Regions from separate parts of the Mus musculus genome. Here region 1 is linked to region 2. A link is a loop called in an ENCODE intact Hi-C map of the cell type or tissue named here. Cell type or tissue: left cerebral cortex. All regions are shown on one strand.

Region 1 (8,000 bases), 870 kb after region 2:
GTCCATTCGAAATCTTTTTTCTTTGGGTTAAAATGATCAATTCCAATGAATGAGAAATGGAGGATTTTTTTCAAATGTCTTTGCTTTCTCTGGATCATTTTTTGTTAGATTTTAGTATTAAGTCTTTGTGATTTTACTACCTATCTATTAACTGGTCTCTTGCGAGAACAGCCCTACGTTCTAAAATTTAGATGTGAAATAGATCTGAATATAGCTGCATTGTGGTGTGCTGGACATGCACACATATACACATGTGCAGACTCCTTATTCTGTTACATCCTCACCTTTACATCCGCAGCACACTACCTACTTGTTGGGTAACAAGCTTTGAATATAATTTGGAAAACAGGGTAAAAATCTTCCCTAGTGATAGTTTCAGTAGCCTCAGTGTCTCTGACTTCCTGTCCCCTCTTTGTTCCTCAGTGATTAAGCTTGCTATGTAAGAGAGGAATCAGTAGCGAAAATGTTTCTGGATCCCGGCTAGTCCCTTTGATTAGCATCCTTTCTTCTCTGGCTCACTAACCATATGGTGAAAACAACTAGCCATGATTGTGGTTTCAAATCTAAAGAATGATACTATTTGTTCATTCCTGCAACCTGAAGCAAGCATCTGGTGGTTAGAGCTTCCTGAAATAACAGAAAACATGAAAGACCAAAAAAAAAAAAAGCACTTCAGTGCTCAGGGGTGAAAACATGTAGACAAGATTAATCCACAGTGTAAGTTAGTCCATTTTATTAAAAGGATGGGAGCCAGGGGGAAGGGGTCTCTTCAGAGGACTCAGAGGACCTGAATCTCAATCCCCAGGATACACATAAAGCTATGTAAGGCAGCATACATATGTAATCCACACCTACAGTGAGATGGGAGGTAGAGACAGGATGCACCCCAGAAGCTTGGGAGCCAGGGACCTGACTGCAGCTGTACATCACCAAACAACAAAGAGAGCCTGCCTTAAACAACATGGAAGGTGGGGGCTGATGCCTGAGTTTGTTCTCTGACCTCCACACGGATGCTCCCCACATGTGCTACGGCACATGAGCACCCTCACTCTCTCACACACATGCAAGCATGCAAACACATCTACACACTATATAAACACACTGTACATGCATACAAAAGATACTTCTACTTCTTTTAATGTAAGAATTGGAAACGGTGCCCAAGGCTTAAGGCTCCCATCCCTTTTCCCTCATGTTACAACTAGAAATAAACTATATTTAGTATTCTTCATCAGAAGAAGAAAATATGCATTGCACGTCTCCTTATCTCTGTCGCATGTGAGCTCAGAAGCGTCCCAGTTTCTGCCCACTATTAGATTTATGCATTTTGTTACTTAAAATTATGTTTTCCACATTAAACGTCTGTCCCATTTTCCCCTGTATATTATTTTAAGATTATTCTGGCTTACACTTTCCATTTCCAGACAACACTAGGCAAAGAATTTGAAATAAAGATATACTGTTCATTTTTCAGTGGTGTTCATTTGAACAAGTATTGAACAAGGTTCATTTTTTTTATTGGGGTCGTGTAACAATTAGTCTGCCAGAGTTGCCATGAGAAAATACCACCAACTGGGTGTCCTAAACACCAGAAATGTATTCTTTGTAGTTCGTTCTGGCGTCCAAGACCAAGATGTCAGCAAGTGAGGCTCTTCTGGAAGCTTCTCCAGCTCACAGGCAGCTGGCTCCTTCCCAAGCATGTCCCCACATGGCCTTTTCTCTGTGCCTGCAGAGTCTTTGCTGTATCTGCATCCCCCTGTGGGGACACCAGTCGTATTGGGTTATACTTTTATGGCTTGATTTAACCTGAATTTCTCTTCTAAGTCTCTTTTAATATAGTCACACAGTGAGTTAGGGCTTCCATGGGTGAATTTAGAATGAATGCCGTTCACAACAGGTAGCAATGTGGCTTGTCAAATGTCTTTAATATCTTCCCTTTAGGGAGAAGAGAAAAAAAAATCTCAAGAAGAAAACTGATAAAATTCACCTTTCCATGTGAACGTTGTCTGATATACAAATTTATATGAATCTGCAAATCACTTGGATAAGGATATTATTTATGAGACAATAGGTAAATTGAACATGAAGTCTCGGTTAGCTGTGGCTTTGCAGTATTTCAAGGAATACACTGAGACTTAACACAGGGGCAGGAGAGTAGGTGTGATCATACCAGCTGCCTTAGAATGTTCCTGAATGTTCAGGGACAGCATGCTTACAACATCGTATTCTCAGTACATTTGACTAGGACTTGCCAAATTTAACAAATCAAAATATAGGGTGCATATTTCAACTACAGAAGAAAAAAAAAGATGGTTGATTTATTCATTTATGGCAAATGCTAACCTCATTTGATAATTGGGACACACCATTCCATAAAACTCCATCATGGGGTATATTTACCCTTAAAAAAAAATAAAGAACAAGTATTTGGTATTTGTGTAGAATTCACTTAACTGTGGGTGCTGTGTGATTGTTGTTTGTTTGTTTGTTTTTCTGGCAAACTTAAATTATGTTAAAGATCGAATCTTTGGGGATGGGGGTGTGGAGAGGTGGCTTAGACTCCACAGTCTCTTTCACACGTGGCTTGTGTGAGAAGCTTAAGGAAAAAAATAAAAATAATGACACCTTTCCCCTTTCCTGCCCTCCACCTACCCACCCAGTTACATTGCTTTCACTAACTTCATAAATGTAATTTTCTAGTCCTTATTACAAGGTTTTTAAAAGACCTATGCCCCCTAAAGCACGGAAAACCTAGGCGTTAGGCTCCTGTCCAAGCTGCTGCCATGATAGATGACTACAATATATCATGTTAAAATATTAAAATCAGTTATGTACCCAACTCTGCAGCTGAAGTATTTTCGTGTCTCTAGCAAGGCCCCATCATCTCATCGTGTGGCTACACAAGTAGACTTCAGATACTAATTCTTCATCTCTGAACATCTCACTCACCTGTAAAAGCAGAGGACTGGATTTAAGTTGTTTTCCCAAGGGTCCTAACAATCCCCTCCAGACATCTCTGAAGTGAGGGTTTCGCTAATTCTCTCATTTGCCTTATGAAGCCTAAATTGTTCCAACTTCAGATGAATCTTTTTTTCGCTTGAAGTTCATCGTGTTTCAATTGTTAAATAATTAAGGATTATAGTACTGGAGATTTTCACCTTTAATAGATGTTTCCCAACCCATAAATTCATCAATGATGAAAGAAAATACAGACTTTATTCTCTGCTCCTCCCCCACACTTCCCTTAACACAGATTTTGTGCACATTGCGAGCTCAGATGCTGTGCGCATGAAAATGCTGATGATGTTGAAACAGTCCCACAGTGGCGGGTTCTGACTGATGAAAATAATTTTGTTGGAACTGAAGCCTATCTCCCCGGTTTGAGTTAGATGGACCCGCTTCTTGTTCTCTACCGCCATCTAGTGGCACAAGGGTCGCCACATCTGTGCAACATGGCAATTCGGAGATTACTACAAATTGAATGGATGAATTGTTTTATTCTTGTCATCACAGTAAAATGGGATTTACAGAGTGTTTCAACAGATAAAATGTAATAAATGTTAATAAAAGTTAAGTATAACACAATGACAGATGTTAGCATCTAAGCAGTATAAATTTGTGCAATTTAATCTTTTTATGATGTTCAGACATAAACTTGAACACTGAAGGAAAAGATGCAATGTACCTTAACGGGTGAAAAATAGAACTTTTTATACACCTCTGATTTTGTATCATGGCAAAGATTTAAAAATTAGTAATAATAAATGTAATCAAGGCTGAGGAAAAGCAAGAAAATTCCATCCTCTTAAATGTGGAGTTGGTACCGGCTATTCAGCCTGTTTAACCATTTGTCTTCAACTAGAATAGAGCTTTAGCCTCATTATTATTTATAAACGTAATACAGTGCTTAATGAGTGTTGAATAACATTTAGTTTTTAATGTCCCATAATCTGGAACTTTCTCCAAATGGCATAATAGTGTGTTTAATTGTGTGAATCTAAAGTAAAAATAAATTTCTCTAATGAATGAAATAAAATCCTTCTAAAATGAGACTTTTCCCCCATGAAAGCTTTTTTTTTCCTGAATAACAATTATCAGGGGGAAATTTCTGCCATTTAACATTATCCAAGCTCTCTATTCTAATTTAAAGCGTCAACAGTATTATCAAGCACTTAGGAAAGGCAAACAAGAGACCTCTGAACAGAGTGCCTGTGTCTTAATATACTTGGGAACCATCTGAGAAATATCCTATTTGTTTTTTCAGGGAGGGAAAATCCCTATACGGTGGACAGCCCCAGAAGCTATTGCTTACAGAAAGTTCTCCTCAGCCAGTGACGCGTGGAGCTACGGGATTGTCATGTGGGAGGTGATGTCCTATGGAGAGAGACCGTACTGGGAAATGTCCAACCAGGATGTAAGTACCTGGACACTTCTGCCATTTTGTGAGATGGGGAACATCCCTCTCTTTCAATTCTCTCTCAGGTTAACCCTTGTCTTGCTGACAGTTTCATAGGAGACTAGAGGGAGAAGGGACCTGAGAATATGCAGAAGATTCTAGCCCTAGTTGACTGGGTGAGCTGGGCTTTGTTCCATGCTGGGCACACATCTTACCTGAAACACTCTCAGCACTGCTTACCTATAGTTAAACAAAAGAAAGAGTAATATTGACTTTTTATTTCAACCGTGGGGCAATTCCGTGTACCACTGCAAAGTCCAAACCAGCCTAAGCTAGATTTAGACTTTCAAGGGAGAGTGAATGCTTTAAGGCACTATCAGTAAATGTCATCTCACAAGGTCCCTTTGAGATACGTAATCTTTCGTGTCATCTTTTTTTTTCCCTTTGGTTGTTTTATCTGTAGCAATTACATTTGTGGTTGATAACATTACAGAACAGAATAGTTCATACACGTAGCCTCTATGATCTGCCTGCAGTCATAGAGACAGTAATCAGAATAACAGACATTCCAACAATGGAAGAGGGCGATGTCAGAGCAGACAAATGTGGGCCTCGTCTAAGAATCCAGGGCTGTTAATTGTCTTGCCTTCTCCAGTGCACCTTGTGGTTTCTAAAGCTATAGCGATTGGAAGTAAACACTGATATGATTTTGAATGTCCATAGATGCAAAGATAGCTAGTTACTGGACTGTAAATCATCCCTAAACATACACGAAGCATAACCAGTGTAGCATCACATTTCTTTACTCCAACTAAAAACTTACAGCCCCCCCCCTTACAAACCTCCACACCTCACATTTTTCTAGTACAGATTCCAGTTTCTGCACCTTTTGTAGTTGTGCAACAGCTACAGAGTCTTTCAGTTTCACAGATTTGTTTTGTTGTTGTTGTTGTTGTTGTTGTTGTTGTTGTTGTTTCAGACAGGTCTCACTATGTACTCTGGTTGACCTGGAACTCACTACATAGACCAGGCTGGTCTCAAACTCCAAGAGATCCACCTGACTCTGCCTCCTGAGTGCTGGGATTCTAAAGGCATAAGTGTGGTTAGATTTCTGGCCACAATTGATGCTTCTACTAACATAGAGAATTGCTTTTGCAACTGAGTCCTGCTTCACTGTCTAGAAATCTACTGACTGATCATGGAGAATGCCAACACCGGATACCTATAAAACAGCAGGGAAAAGACCACATGAGCAGTCATTGCGCTTGAAAGCACAATGTCAAACACAAAGCCGGGATAGCAGGGTCCCCCAGAACATCTGGAACATCTGGAACACACAGTGTGCATTGCCAGCAACCTCTGTACCATACCCATCACTGGGGCATTTTAGAGCCGTGTCATGACGAGAATTCTGTATTCTCTAGGAGAGTTTTATGTAATGAGCCTCTCACCCTGTGACTGAACCTTTTTGTTGTTTGGGGGGTGGTTGTTGTTTGTTTGTTTGTCTGTAGTGGATGTCAATTCATAAAAGCCTTTTCCAGCACTTCCTGAGTTAAACTTCCAACTAGAAACTTGTTCCATTACTACCAGAGCCTCCACTTTGGATTATGCTTTTGTTTTATTTTTTGTTGCTTATTTGTACTTCTTAAGAACCAGGTAGCTACGTCCTGTAAGCCCCAAATTCCGTCACTATAATACCCACTTTAACCCTGACGCATTGCTCTCATATGTATTCTGTCGAGGGTAAACTAATCCATCCCAGCAATCCCAGAATCGATTTCTCTTCAGCACTGCTTCTTGTCTAGAGTCTCGCGATAATGGGTTCTTCGCGCTTTTAGATTGCAGCCGTGGTAAACTTTTATAACAAGCCATGGCCATGGCCGAGGAAAGCAAGGAATGACTGTGACTTGTATGTTGGTTTGTTTGAGTTCACACAGCTTCCTGTTTGGGACTGGTGATCTCCTGCCCCTGTAGAGTCCCTGTCTGAACAGTTAGGAGAAAGACTAGAAATGAAATAAATAAGCAAAAGTATAATATGTGGCCTGACACTAATGGGAATAAGACAAATGAGGAAGATAAGACCCTCCGGGCTTGGATTTGATTTATTTTATGAGACTCTCTCATGAAAGTCATTCACTTAAAGCAATAAGAGTCCTAATTAGTCCTTCTTATTAGACACCCAGAGGGAGCCATTCTAATAGAAGGCTGACCAAGAGGAAGAGCCATTTCTTGAGTTTCCTGATCCCTAGAATTTCTTTCCTCCTGGGACCCATTGCAGGCACAGATTTGGCAAGCATAGCCATGCTGATGTGGACTCTGATTCGGTCACGTAAGCTGCTTAGACTTTGAGAGTGCCTCAGTTTCATGAGTTAATTAAAAAATAAAGACATGAGTTAAGGTCTTCCCAATGTGCCTTCTCATCATAAGATGCTGTAATTTTATAATCTGTGAGGAGATGCTGATAGCAAAGAAAAGACTCATGGTCTCCCTTCTCCAGTATAGCCTTCTCCCGATCTCTGCTGAGCTGCCAAAAGTAGACAGGATTTTCATAAAGCAGAGCAGGTACAAGTGAGGATGCCAGACCACAAGACAGATTGCTTAGGGAGGCAGCTTCTATGGGGAATGGCCCAATTGTGCCATTTCAACTCAGACGGCCATGTAAATTGTCCTTAATTGTTGCCTAGAATGGTCCAGAGCCTGCTTTCAGCCTCTTCCTGCCTGGATTGTGCCCAACAATTCGCCCAGCAGTTCTGGCCATAGATCTTGATGATCAGCATCCAATATGACCATTTAGAGAGTGATTTTGTCTATTAAGCCTCATTTGGCCACATGGGCTCCATCTGGAGCAGGAGAGGATACTACAGCCAGGAATCACCTGACACCAAGCCCGTTCTCATTTGTTCTCAACACCAGGCTGAACTTTTTCTCCACACAGAGCCAAAGGAGGGTCTCAGTGGCCGTGGTTTCCCTGTCTTCTGTGTGTGACCAAAGGATATTCAAGGAAGAGTCTGAGGGGGGAGGGTAGATTTGGGGGCTGAATTGGGGGAGTCAAATCTTAAGGCCTTTGGATCTACACATTACTAGATGGAAGCAGAATGAGCTAAAATCTTTTATGTTTCATGAATACCTTCCTCTGCTACCAGAAAGGAAGCTGGAATTCTGTTTATCTCAACATATTGGAAGTCAGCATATCTGCAATGGGTCCAGTAACCCAGATTCACGTTTAGAAGCAGAAATAGCTTGATAAAAAATTCTCTGACTGCTCTGTCCAAATACTGGCGATTCCCTGTTTGTCCTTGATTCCTTATCCATGCAATCAAGGTGTAGTTTTACACTTGACCATTTCCAACCAAGATGCTTTCTAAGAAAAGTAATGAGACAGCGAGTAAAAGTCGAACCATGTTCTGTTTCCGTGTCTTATAGACTTTACTGCACTTTCGTGAGTTAACAAAGCTGTGGGCACAGATCAAATGGAACATTACAATGTTTTATGACTTTTAATGAGTTCAGAAAATTTCAGACAGTTTTTAGGAAATGGTTTCTCCCTTCGCCGACTGTGGTGTGTTTTATTACAATGAACAATTCTGAGTCGGCAGAATCTGTG
Region 2 (8,000 bases):
CCTAAACATGATAAAAGCAATCTACAGCAAACCAGTAGCCAACATCAAAGTAAATGGAGAGAAGCTGGAAGCAATCCCACTAAAATCAGGGACTAGACAAGGCTGCCCACTTTCTCCCTACCTTTTCAACATAGTACTTGAAGTATTAGCCAGAGCAATTCGACAACAAAAGAAGATCAAGGGGATACAAATTGGAAAAGAGGAAGTCAAAATATCACTTTTTGCAGATGATATGATAGTATATATAAGTGACCCTAAAAATTCTACCAGAGAACTCCTAAACCTGATAAGCAGCTTCGGTGAAGTAGCTGGATATAAAATAAACTCAAACAAGTCAATGGCCTTTCTCTATACAAAGAATAAACAGGCTGAGAAAGAAATTAGGGAAACAACACCCTTCTCAATAGTCACAAATAGTATAAAATATCTTGGCGTTACTCTACCTAAGGAGGTGAAAGATCTGTATGATAAAAACTTCAAATCTCTGAAGAAAGAAATTAAAGAAGATCTCAGAAGATGGAAAGATCTCCCATGCTCATGGATTGGCAGGATCAACATTGTAAAAATGGCTATCTTGCCAAAAGCAATCTACAGATTCAATGCAATCCCCATCAAAATTCCAACTCAATTCTTCAACGAATTAGAAGGAGCAATTTGCAAATTCATCTGGAATAACAAAAACCTAAGATAGCAAAAAGTCTTCTCAAGGATAAAAGAACCTCTGGTGGAATCACCATGCCTGACCTAAAGCTTTACTACAGAGCAATTGTGATAAAAACTGCATGGTATTGGTATAGAAACAGACAAGTAGACCAATGGAATAGAATTGAAGACCCAGAAATGAACCCACACACCTATGGTCACTTGATCTTCGACAAGGGAGCTAAAACCATCCAGTGGAAGAAAGACAGCATTTTCAACAATTGGTGCTGGCACAACTGGTTGTTATCATGTAGAAGAATGCGAATCGATCCATACTTATCTCCTTGTACTAAGGTCAAATCTAAGTGGATCAAAGAACTTCACATAAAACCAGAGACACTGAAACTTATAGAGGAGAAAGTGGGGAAAAGCCTTGAAGATATGGGCACAGGGGAAAAATTCCTGAACAGAACAGCAATGGCATATGCTGTAAGATCGAGAATTGACAAATGGGACCTAATGAAACTCCAAAGTTTCTGCAAGGCAAAAGACACCGTCAATAAGACAAAAAGACCACCAACAGATTGGGAAAGGATCTTTACCTATCCTAAATCAGATAGGGGGCTAATATCCAACATATATAAAGAACTCAAGAAGGTGGACTTCAGAAAATCGAACAACCCCATTAAAAAATGGGGCTCAGAACTGAACAAAGAATTCTCACCTGAGGAATACCAAATGGCAGAGAAGCACCTGAAAAAATGTTCAACATCCTTAATCATCAGGGAAATGCAAATCAAAACAGCCCTGAGATTCCACCTCACACCAGTCAGAATGGCTAAGATCAAAAATTCAGGTGACAGCAGATGCTGGCGAGGATGTGGAGAAAGAGGAACACTCCTCCATTGTTGGTGGGAGTGCAGGCTTGTACAACCACTCTGGAAATCAGTCTGGCGGTTCCTCAGAAAATTGGGCATAGTACTACCGGAGGATCCAGCAATACCTCTCCTGGGCATTTATCCAGAAGATGCCCCAACTGGTATGAAGGACACATGCTCCACTACGTTCATAGCAGCCTTATTTATAATAGCCAGAAGCTGGAAAGAACCCAGATGCCCCTCAACAGAGGAATGGATACAGAAAATGTGGTACATCTACACAATGGAGTACTACTCAGCTATTAAAAAGAATGAATTTATGAAATTCCTAGCCAAATGGATGGACCTGGAGGGCATCATCCTGAGTGAGGTAACACATTCACAAAGGAACTCACACAATATGTACTCACTGATAAGTGGATATTAGCCCCAAACCTAGGATTCCCAAGATATAAGGTACAATTTGCTAAACACATGAAACTCAAGAAGAATGAAGACTGAAGTGTCGACACTATGCCCCTCCTTAGAATTGGGAACAAAACACCCATGGAAGGAGTTACAGAGACAAAGTTTGGAGCTGAGATGAAAGGATGGACCATGTAGAGACTGCCATATCCAGGGATCCACCCCATAATCATCATCCAAACGCTGACACCATTGCATACACTAGCAAGATTTTATTGAAAGGACCCAGATGTAGCTGTCTCTTGTGAGACTATGCCGGGGCCTAGCAAACACAGAAGTGGATGCTCACAGTCAGCTAATGGATGGATCACAGGGCTCCCAATGGAGGAGCTAGAGAAAGAACCCAAGGAGCTAAAGGGATCTGCAACCCTATAGGTGGAACAACATTATGAACTAACCAGTACCCCGGATCTCTTGACTCTAGCTGCATATGTAACAAAAGATGGCCTAATCGGCCATCACTGGAAAGAGAGGCCCATTGGACACATAAACTTTGTATGCCCCAGTACAGGGGAACGCCAGGGCCAAAAAGGGGGAGTGGGTGGGTAGGGGAGTGGGGGTGGGTGGGTATGGGGTACTTTTTGGTATAGCATTGGAAATGTAAATGAGCTAAATACCTAATAAAAAATGGAAAAAAAAAGGATGTTATGATTTTTAGAAAGCAACACAGAAGATCAGACAGAATGTAAATAACAAGATATCGACATTGGTGGTGAAGAAATATAAAGAATATAAATAGGTAGCTATTTGAAGTTTCCCATAAGAAGCAAAAAGACACATACTAAATGTTTATAGGAATGATATTTCACTGTAATCTTGATCACTGGCAGAAATTGTGTGTGTGTGTGTGTGTGTGTGTGTGTGTTTGTCTCTCTGTGTGTGTTTGTGTGTGAGAGTGTGTGTTTGTAAAGATGTGTGTTGTGATGCATATGTCTTAGTGACATTCTCCAGGAAAACGATCTGCTTTATTTTAAGACAGTTTCCCAGTGGCCTGTATATGATCCATTAGGCTAGGCTGCAAGCTAGCACATCACAAGAACTCACTTTTCTCTGCTTCTCTGGAACTGGGATTATGACTGTAGAACCAGACTCAGATTTCCAGATAATTGTGTGAATGGTCCTCAGGTTTTTCACAAGTGCAGAGCAAGGACTCTAACACCTGAATTTCTTTCCACCCTTAAATATGTTTTATGCAAAGACAACTATTATTACTCATTAGAAGACTTATAACCTTTGATATTTCATTGTTCCAGAATCTAGAAAACATTTAGTGAATAATGAGATGAAAATCTCTAAACTTATGAAAGAAACTTAGTCCATTTCCTAGAGATACGGGATTGAATAGCCAGCAACAATAAAGTCATGCCTTTGGCATGGAAAGTACATTAGTCTGAGGAGGCCCATTAAACATGCCACTTCCACACCATTAGATGAAGGATATTGGGAGATGGTTCTAGAAGTAACTGTTATGCAAGCTGGGACTGAGAGTGAAGAGATAGTCATTAGAATAGGAGAACGCTGGCTTGTAGGAATACCCAAACAGTTAAGTCTTCGAGAAACAAATGTTTTCATAAATCATTTTAGTAGGACCTGGGGCACTTAGTTTAAGGAATTTTTCAACGGGGCTTGAGAGATGAATGCAATGATCCTAGAGTGACACAGAAGCCTACTGGTCACTTCAAAGTCACTTGGCCTTTGGTCACAATATTAAGCTAATTTCAGGCCTTATCTCCAATGTATGTATGTATGTATGTATGCATGTATGTATGTATGTATGTATGTATGTATGTATGTGTGTTTAAGCACACACAGAAAGGCTTAGCGAGCAGAGAAAAGTGATGAGCATGAACTGTGGTTTTGTTAAATTGCTCAGATGTTTCATTATTTGTGGTAGTCAGGCAGAAAAATGTTATTGTAATGTTTGCTAGTTTGGAGTTGGACACATAAATCTAGAAAACCCAGAAAGTCCCATTCCTCTCTACTCCAATCCAATAGGACGTACAGAGCTTCCTAACTGAAGTTCATGAACGCACTTTATTATGCATGCACAGTATTAGCTGCTTGATCATCAAAGTGATCAAACACTTAATAGGAACAACTTGTGTCAAGAAACATTTAGTTTGGATCACTGCATTAGTTCAGGGTATTATGAAGAAAAGTGATAAGCAAGGCAGAGAGAATTTTGATAATTCCATCTGTAGACTCACACTATTTTCAATAATCACATAGATCTGATTTTTATATTTTTTTCTCATTTGTTCAGAAACAAGAGGCAGAATCTTTCCTTGATATAATGTAAAATCTTGTCTCTATTGGGCTTCCTGTCCTTCCATAATAACAACCTGCTTTTCTAAGGAACAATTCTGGACCATTTAGAGGCTCAGTTATGTCTCCAAGCAAAAGTAATCATGGATCTAATTTAATATCTCATTTTATTTTATGAGGTATTTTAGTTCCTACTAAAAGTTTGAATTCATATAAAAGCTCACTCAGGGAGAAACTCTAGAAAGGACATCATTCTGTACAGTTTCAAATGAAACCCGAAGTGTTAAACCAATAGGATCCCTATATTTAACTTCAGCGATCGTGCTGACTTCCTAGGTCTTTTAAAATAATTTTAAATGCAGTTTCATGTTTCTTTTCTTAGCTTTTCTTCAACCTAAGTGGCCATAATGCATCAGCTATTTTTGTGCATGTGTTAAGAGCATCCTCTGGGCTAGAGATGAAATTCAGAGGATGGAGACCTTGCCTTATATGAACAAAGACTTGGATGTGAATAGAAGCACTGCACAAGCTGTGTGTGCTGGTATCTGCCTGTCATCTTGGGCTCCAGAAGTGAAACCTGGAGATTAACACATTTGACAGACCAGCCTAGGATACAAGATAAAAGATAAAATTCCTGCCTATTTATTTATTTATTTTGGATAGATACACCCAATTATCCATATATTTGTTTCTTTATATTTGAATTGGAGTAGAATTTATACTAAGTTTAGTGTTTTATTCACACATATACATATGCATATACATACATGGGTATATATAATATACTCATAAATATATTCTATGTATATGTATATATATATGTGTGTATATATACATATACATATACATATACATATACATATACATATACATTACATATACATATACATATACATATACATATATATATGCATGTATATGGTACATCATCTTGATTTTCCCTACATACCCATTAAAGTTTATTTTCCTCCAATAGTTGAAGCTCCTGAATCATGATTTTCTGTCAATAGCTGTTCTCTCCACATAGGACCAAGATCTTAAGATTATTACTGTGTTTTCATAAGTGAGGGAACCCTCTGCTCCCTTAATTTCCTGTGGCACAATCTGATATAAAAGTATAAAGCACTTTTATTATTTATTGCTATTAGATCAATGGATTTTAATCATATGGCCAGAGCTACCCCTTCTCCAAAGTGCTCCTCTAAGCCTTGAAGCTACTCAGAGTATACTATATGTATTGTTTTCTTCTAAATTTCCATATTATTCAAATTTTGAGTCATTTATCAATTCCTAAGTTATCTAAATATGTGAAATATCATCTACAACTATTTTTGGCATTATTATAACAGTAATGCATTAGAACAAGTACATCTCTATATAGCATTTTTTTAACTTATTTTGTGATTCCATTGAGTAACTTAATTTTTAAATTATCTTTAATTTTAAGAGCTTGATACGGGGTTTGGGATTTAGCTCAATGGTAGAGTGCCTGCCTAGCATGCACAAGGCCCTGGGATCGGTCCTCAGCTTTGGTTAAAAAAAAAAAAAAAAAAAAAAAAAAAAAAAAAAAGACCGGGCATGGTAGTACACGCCTGTAATCCCAGCACTTGGGAGGCAAAGGCAGGCTGATTTCTGAGTTCGAGGCCATCCTGGTCTACAAAGTGAGTTCTGGGCCAGCCAGGGCTACACAGAGAAACCCTGTCTTGAAAAACAAAATACAAAAAACAATAAACAAACAAACAAACAAACAAAACAAAAAACAACAAAAAAGGACAAAATAAGAGCTTGATACATAGAGCACATTTGAGGGTATGCTATTCATATTTTTAACACTCTGACATAGGAAAGAACATGCCATTAATATGCATACTTTGTGGCCCAAAATGGAGTCAGTCTAATGGAGAACATTTACAGAAAGAACTCTATCCATTGTGGGTGAATCAAGATAATACTTAAGAAGTCATATATACAATTCTCAATAAAATATAAGATTACAGGCATCATTTCTTGTTGTTTATCCAGGAAAATTATGGAAGGCTTTAAAAAGTAATCATGAGGTAGGCTATAAGTGGTAATGAGAATTTTATTTGTAGATCTACTAAAAATGAGAATGTTCCAAAGAAATGTTATAGATGAAATTGTTAGATGGTGAAAAGAAGCTGAATTTGAAAAAATACCAGTGTTTAATAAGAGTCATAGAAGTAGGAATGATATACAGAGGGAAGACCTGGGACAGGGAAACATCACAGAGCTAGGAATTGTCCTATATACATTACTGAAGAGTTCAGGATACAAAGGCTCCTGGGTTCCAATGAGAAATCTATTCATGACTCAATCAGTAGTAGAATAAAATATCTGAGTAAAAGTATTATTATGTGCAGGGCACTTCTGCAACTATTTTTAACATTGTTATAAAAAACAATACATTATTACAGCTTCTTCCATAGTATGTGTACTAGGCCACATCTCAAAATTAATTTCGGGGTAATTTAGAATATAGGAAGTATGTGTAAAGGTTATGTGCAAACACTACATTTTCCATATGATACTTTAGCATCTGGATATATTAATATCTATTTCCAATTTTCTGAGGAACTTCCAGATTGATTTACAGATTCGTTGTAGCAGATTGCAATCCTACCAGCAGTAGAGGAATGTTCCTTCTCTCACACACCTGCTATTGTCTCACCAGCAAGAACACACGTGTGAGAAACCAGATCCTTCTGCAGCAACTTTATTACACCAGTTTCAACATGAAGAGGAAGACCCCAAGCACCAAAAAGGCGCTGCTTATATACACCTTAGTGTGGCATGTCCACACCTGATTGGCTGCTCTCCCAGAGCCTCATCACCACGCCCCGGGATGGGCCATGACTTGGCACGAAAATACTCTCGCACATGAGCACATTGCTTGTTTACCAATTAAGCCACACAGGCACAGTGGAAACCGCTTCCCACACTTCTCCACACCCCTGCCAACATCTGCTATTGCTAGAAGTTTTGATCTTAGCCATTCTGATTGGTATAAAGTGGAATCTCAGGGTCGTTTTGATGTGCCTTTCTCTGATCATTAAGGACTTTGAACATTTCTTTAGGTGTTTCTCAGCCATTGGAGATTCCTCTGTAGTGAATTGTCAGTTTAGTTTCATACCCCATTCTTTTTGTTGTTGTTGTTGTTGTTGTTGTTGTTGTTGTTGTTGTTGTTTGGTTGGTTTTGGTTTTGTTTTGTTTTGTTTTGTTTTTTGGTTTACAAAATCATGTCAAAGCCACTAAAATCGATTCTGAGGGGTTCTGAGTCTAAATATAAACATGACAACTGGTGTGACTTTTTAACATTTTGGATAGCCTTTCCCAGATATCTGTTTGTAGTAATGTTTTCTTCCTTCTCAGAGTGAAGGACAGGAAGAGCCATTTGTTTTCTCTGAATCAAATGGTTAGGAGTTTTCCCTGTCCACATTTTTATTGAGTCATTCATGATGGCTGTGGTCTGCAAGCATCCATGGAAGAAAAGACTAAGTCTTGTTCTTTTGAATATACTCCATGGTATATTAATGAATATTAGTGTACATAATATACATTATAGTTAATGTATATTAATATACATTAAATGCAGTTGAGATTTTAAAGGTGGTAAAATACTGTTAATGATAACTGTTTTTCCTTTAATGTTATCTCTAGTTAATTATTATAATATACAAATTTCATTTACCTTGCTCTTTAACAGGATATGAACAGGATTCTATGAATTGA

Evidence for each region. A loop is a pair of places that touch in the nucleus more often than their neighbours do. Peaks named below come from ENCODE experiments on the same cell type or tissue, not always from the same donor. Only the 100,000 strongest peaks of a DNase experiment are listed, where the experiment ranks them.
Region 1: a loop joins it to region 2, with 3.0 times the contacts of the local background. A loop is called at or near these places in 12 of 42 quality-filtered maps.

Annotation. Positions count from the first base shown.
Region 1 is chr16:59,679,023-59,687,022 of GRCm38, reverse strand. It overlaps Epha6 (Eph receptor A6), which reads left to right. Exons shown (of 18, transcript NM_007938.2): 15 at 4,265-4,414. Among named protein-coding and RNA genes, the nearest start is that of Arl6, 44 kb to the right of the region's middle. In left cerebral cortex, a CTCF peak has its summit at 3,420 (motif pointing left); DNase peaks (open chromatin) are centred at 1,760, 2,158, 2,898, 3,376 and 2 more places; H3K27ac peaks cover 1,108 bases.
Region 2 is chr16:60,547,221-60,555,220 of GRCm38, reverse strand. All of the region lies in intron 1 of Epha6 (Eph receptor A6), which reads left to right. Among named protein-coding and RNA genes, the nearest start is that of Epha6, 54 kb to the left of the region's middle. In left cerebral cortex, no CTCF peak of the experiment used is centred here; a DNase peak (open chromatin) is centred at 4,682.